Linked DNA regions of Homo sapiens: region 2 is linked to region 1. A link is a loop called in an ENCODE intact Hi-C map of the cell type or tissue named here. Cell type or tissue: B cell. All regions are shown on one strand. Links, peaks and the distances in the headings refer to the core of each region. The heading gives the core; the rest is flanking DNA. Region 1 overlaps TMEM131 (transmembrane protein 131). Region 2 overlaps TMEM131 (transmembrane protein 131).

Region 1 (2,922 bases), core at 180-2,679:
TGTCTGGTGGAGTGATTCCTCTCACTTTATTCTTGTTTTTGAAGATTGTTTTTAGCAATTCTAGGGTTTGTTCCTATCTAATTTTTTGTATAAGCTTGTCAACAAAAAATTATCCTGGGATTTTTACAGGGTTTACATTAAACCCACAGATTAATTTGGGAAGAATTAACATCTTTACATTTTGAGTCTTTTAATCCATGAATATAGTGTGTCTTCTTGTTTATGTAGATCTTCTTTGATTTATTTCATCAGCATTTTGTATATTTCAGTACATATGTCCTGTGCATGCTTTCTTAGATTTATATCTGAGGTACTTCATTTTATTTGGAGTCGTAAATGGCGTTGTAAATGGCATTTTAATGTTGATTTTTGCATATTCATTGTTAGTATATAGAAATGTACTGGATTTTAGGATTTAGACCTTGTATTCTGCAACTTTGCTATATGTACTTATTACCTTTAAGAAGGACTTTTCTTTTTGAGTCCTTGGGGTTTTTACATAGACAAGTATGTAGCCTGCAATTAGGGAGTTTTATTTCCTTTCCAGTGTGTTCGTCTTTTTTTTTTCCTTGCCTTGTTAAAGTGGCCAGAACTTCTAGCACATGTTGAATAGAGTGAGAGCCACATCCTTGACATGTTCCCAGTCTCAGGGCCTATATATTCAGTCTTTTACTGGTAAGAAGGATATTACCTAGAGGTTGAGATTGAGGTAGTTCTACATTTCTCCTATCTTCTTGAGAGTTTTTATCATGAAGAGGTGTTCGGTTTTGTCAAATACTTTTTCTGTGTCAGTTGATATGATCATGTGTTTTTCCTCTTTAGCCTGTTGATGGGGTGAATTACAATGATCAGTTTTTGAATTTTGGGTGAGTCTTGCATACCTTGAGTAAAAGTCACTTGGTCGTGATGCATAATTTTATACATTGCTGGGTTCAATTTGTAATTTTTTTTTTGTCTAAGTTAATGAGTTTTGTAGTTTTTAAAATAACATGTATGTAGCATAAAATTCAGCATTTATAACTATTTTAAGTGTACAATTCAGTAGCATTAATCACAATGTTATACAAACACCACCATTCTTTTTTCATTACCCTAGAGACTCAGTAACCATTAAGCCACAACTCCTCACTTCCCCCTACCCTGTTGCCCAGTAACCTCTAATCTACTTTCTGTCCCCGTGAATTTGCTTATTCTACATTTTTCATGTGAGTAGAAGCACAGTATTTGCCCTTTTTTGTCTAGCTTATTTCACTTACTATAATATTTTCAAGGTCCATCCATGTTGTAGCATATATCAGAATTTCATTCTTTTTTGTGGCTGAATAATATTTCATTATGTAACTGCCATGTTGATCCATTCATCTGTGATGGACACTTGGTGTTTCTGTTTGGAGACTTTGGGTACTATGGTCACGCATCACTCAACGTGGAAAACATCCTAAGTGGTGTTAGGCCATTTAATCATTGTGCTAACATAGAGTGTACCTACACAAACCTAGGTGGTATAGCCTACTACATACCTAAGGTATATGATACAGCCTATTGCTCCTAGACTGCAAGCCTGTACAACATGTTACTATACTGAATACTGTAGGCAGTTGTAACACAATGGCAAGTTTTCGTGTATCTAAACATAGAAAAGGGTACAGTAAATACAGTATTATAATCTTATGGAGCCACCATCATCTATGCAGTCCATCGTTGACCAAAACATTACATGGTACATGACTGCATTTAAATACTTTGTTTTAACAGTCAGCCTATTTAGGTTTATCATATAGGTCCTGACTAGGGCCTGCTGTTTTGGGCTATAGTTCCAGTAATAGCTTAGTTTTTAGAGCATTTGCAGTGCGAGCTTCAGAGTTTTAGTGATTTTCTGATACTGAAGCTGCTAAGAGTAGTTGGTGGTTCTTGAGCATTAGTTCTACATTTTATAACTGAAGTTTACAGATCTTTTTAGATGACTTAGATTCTTTAGGATAAGGTGAAAATTAATTATGGTATTTTGTCTTTAGCTATAAAATTAATTTTGAAAAACCTTTCTGGCTCATCTTTTTAGATGTATGGTATATATCCTGCACATCTGAATTACATAGGATTATATTTTGAGTTTTAGTAAACAACATGGGCATTAGCTTCTTTAGGAAGTTGATGATATTGAGTGGTCTTGATAAAATTAAAATATGGTTTATATGAGTTCCCTTGTACTTCTAATGTGGCAAGAAGACAAGTATATGTTACATTTTTCAGATAATAAAACTAATGAGGGAAGAAACAAAGCTTTGATCATAAAATGTCTTTAAGCTCGAAGGGACCCATGTGGACCTAGTCCAGGATGTTTTAAAATTGCTATTGAGCCCTTTGTTGAAACAAAATATTGAGCAAGTGTAACTGTAAAAGAGATATTGATGTATTTAACAATGTTGAATTCTAAAATAGCAGTGTCTTTTTTTTTTTTTTTTTTAAGACAGGGTCTTGTTCTGTCACCCAAGCTGGAGTGCATTGGCACTATCTCAGCCCACTGCAACCTCTGCCCCCTGGGCTCAAGCACAATGTCATTATCCTAACCAGAATTTCTTATCTTATGTTTTTCAGACTTGCTTCTAGGCACAGATTATTGACAAGCAAACCAGGAACTTTTACAGATTGTGATAAGAATTAAGATAGGGAATATAATAGAGGATAACTGGGCTGCTCTGAGAAGCCAAGGAGGGCCACACTGTGAGTGGGGTCAAGGCTGAGACTTGAAGGAGGAGAAGATGCCAGCCATAACAACAGCATGCTAGGCAAGGTGACTCTGTAACACAGCTTTGGGGACCCTCCTGAGGCCTGCCTGTGTGGCCCTTTCTTCTGTTCCTAGTTTTTGTAGAAGAAAGTTTAAAAATCGCTGATTTGACTAGTCCAGCCTTCTCCTTTTGTGGG
Region 2 (2,922 bases), core at 235-2,734, 81 kb after region 1:
TTCATCTCACGAAACCACTTTTTTTGCTCATCCCTAAGAAACAACTCCTCTTCCGTTCAAGTTTTATCATGGGATTGCACAAATTCATTCACATCTGCAGATGCCACTTCTAATTCTTTTCTCTTGCTGTTTCTACCACATCTACAGTGACTTCTCCACTGAAGTCTTGAACCCTTCCTTCAAAGTCATCCATAAGGGTTGGGATTAACTTCTTCCAGCCTCCTATTGTTGACATTTTAACCTTCTCCCATGAATCACAAATGTTCTTTTTTTTTTTTTTTTTTCCAAGACGGGGTCTCACTCTGTCGCCCAGGCTGGAGTGCACTGGCACAATCTTGGCTCACTGCAACCTCCGCCTCCCAGGTTCAAGCAATTCTCCTGCCTCAGCCTTCTGAATAGCTGGGATTATAGGCCCGTCCCACCACTGCCAGCTACATTTTTTTTTTTTTTTTTTTTTTTAGTAGAGATGGGATTTCACCATGTTGGCGAGGCTGGTCTCGAACTCCTGACTTCAGGTGATCCACCCGCCTCAGCCTCCCAAAGTGCTGGGATTACAGACTTGAGCCACTGTGCCCAGCTGCAAATGTTCTTAATGGCATTTAGAATGGTGACTCATTTCCAGGAGGTTTTCAATGGACTTTGCCCAGATCCATCAGAGGAATCACCCTTTGTGGCAGCTATAGCCTTAAGCAGTGTATTTCTTCAATAAGAAGACTTGCAACTTGAAATTACTCCTTGATCCTTGGCTGAAGAATGGATGTTGTGTTAGCAGTCATGAAAACAACGTGCATCTTCTTGTACATTTTCATCAGAGCTCCTGGGTGACCAGTTGCCTTGTCACTGAGCAGTAATATTTGGAAAGAAATCTTTTTTCTGAGCATTAGGTCTCAACAGTGGATTTTAAATATTCAGTAAACCATGTTATAAATAGATGTGCTGTTATCTAGGCCTTGTCCATTTATAGAGCACAGGTAGAATAGATTTAGCACAGTTCTTAAGGTCTCTAGAATTTTCAGAATGGCAGATGAGCACTGGCTTCAACTTAAAGCCACCAGCTGTGTTAGTCCCTAATAAGAGAGAGTCAGCCTGTCCTTTGAAGCTTTGAAGCCAGGCACTGACTTCTCTTTAGATGGTATCTTCCAACAGAAGGCTGCTTGATCTACATGGAAAATTTGTTGTTTAGTGTGGCCACGTTCATCAATGATCTTAGCTAGATCTTCTGGATAACTTGCTGCAACTTGTACATCAGCATTTAATGCTTCACCTTGCACTTTTATGTGATGGAGCTGGCTTCTTTTCTTAAACCTCATGAATCGATCCCTTTTAGCTTTCAGCTATTCTGCAGCTTCCTCCCCTCTCTCAGCCTTCACAGAATTAAAGAGAGTCAGGGCCTTGCTCTGGATTAGACTTTGGCTTAAGAGAATGGTATGGCAAGGCCAGGCGTGGTGGCTCACGCCTGTAGTCCCAGCACTTTGGGAGGCTGAGGCAGGTGGATCACCTAAGGTCAGGAGTTCGAAACCAACCTGGCCAACGTGGTGAAACCCCATCTCTACTAAAAATACAAAAATTGGGTGTGGTGGTGTGCACCTATAATCTCAGTTACTCAGGAGGCTGAGGCACAAGAATCGCTTGAACCTGGAAGGCAGAGATTGCAGTGAGCCAAGACCACGCCATTGCACTCCAGCCTGGGCATCAAGCGAAACTCCATCTCAAAAAAAAAAAAAAAAAAAGAGAATGCCGTGGCTGCTTAGCTCTTCCATCCAGACCACTAAAGCTTTATCCCTATCAGCAATAAGGCTGTTTTCCTTCTTTACCACATGTGTGTTCACTGGAATAGCATTTTTAACTTCCTTCAACAACTTTTCCTTTGCATTCACAGCTTGGCTGTTTGGCACTAAAGGCCTAGCTTTGAGCCTCTCTTGGCTTTGAGCATGTCTTCCTCACTAACCTTATTTCCAGATTTTGGGTTAAAGTGAGAGATGTGCAACCCTTCCTTTTACTCCAACACTTACAGGCCATTGTAGGGCTACTAATTGGCCTAATTGTAATATTATTGTATCTTAGGAATAGGGAAGCTTGAGGAGAGGAAGGGAGTTGGGAGAACAGCAGTTGGTGGAGCAATGAGAACACACATAACATTTTTCGATTTAAGCTTGCCATCTTATGTGGGCATAATTTGTGGTGCCCTAAAACAATTTCAGTAGCAACATCAAAGATCACAGATCACCATGCAGATATAATAATAATGAAAAATTTGGAAATATTGCAAGATTGCCAAAATGTGACACAGAGATAGAAAGTGAGTACATGGTGTTGGAAAAATGACACTGATAGACTTGCTTGATGCGTGGTTGCTACAAACCTTTAATTTGTCAAACAAAAAACTGCAGTACCTGCGAAGTGCAGTAAAGCAAAGCACAATAAAATGAGATATGCTGTATGTTTTGAAGATACACCCAACAGGATTTCCTGATGTGGGATTTGAGAGAAAGAGAAGAGTCAAAATTGACTCTAGAATTTTGTCCTGAGCAACTAGAAGGACAGAGTTGAGTCAGCTGAATTGAAGAAGGCAGAGGGTAGAACGGGTTTCAGAGGTACAATCAGTAGTTCAATTTGGACATGTTAGATTTCAGGTATCTCCTAGATATCCAAGAGGAGGTGGCAAATAGGCAGATAGTATTCGAGTTTGGTATATGAGAACTCGACTAGAAATAGAAATTTAGGAGTCACTAGTGTATATCTGAAGCCATGGATCTGGATGAGATCACCAAGGAAGGAAAAAGCCCAGGGACTGAGCTATGGTACAGTGCTGACTTGGGAAAATTACGGTTTCTTAGTGGTATTACTAGAAACTCAGATCTCCTATCCATCATCTACATACTAGATGTCCAGTTCCGATAGTGGCAGAAAACTGCACTAAAA

What was found. Hi-C counts contacts between places; a loop is a spot of excess contacts. Peaks named below come from ENCODE experiments on the same cell type or tissue, not always from the same donor. Only the 100,000 strongest peaks of a DNase experiment are listed, where the experiment ranks them.
Region 2: a loop joins it to region 1, with 1.9 times the contacts of the local background. A loop is called at or near these places in 2 of 110 quality-filtered maps.

What each region holds. Positions count from the first base shown.
Region 1 is chr2:97,931,684-97,934,605 of GRCh38, reverse strand. The region is part of intron 1 of TMEM131 (transmembrane protein 131); the gene reads left to right. Among named protein-coding and RNA genes, the nearest start is that of TMEM131, 63 kb to the left of the region's middle. In B cell, for the core only: no CTCF peak of the experiment used is centred there; a DNase peak (open chromatin) is centred at 1,145; H3K4me3 peaks cover 755 bases; H3K27ac peaks cover 2,500 bases.
Region 2 is chr2:97,850,970-97,853,891 of GRCh38, reverse strand. All of the region lies in intron 5 of TMEM131 (transmembrane protein 131), which reads left to right. Among named protein-coding and RNA genes, the nearest start is that of ZAP70, 140 kb to the right of the region's middle. In B cell, for the core only: no CTCF peak of the experiment used is centred there; no DNase peak of the experiment used is centred there.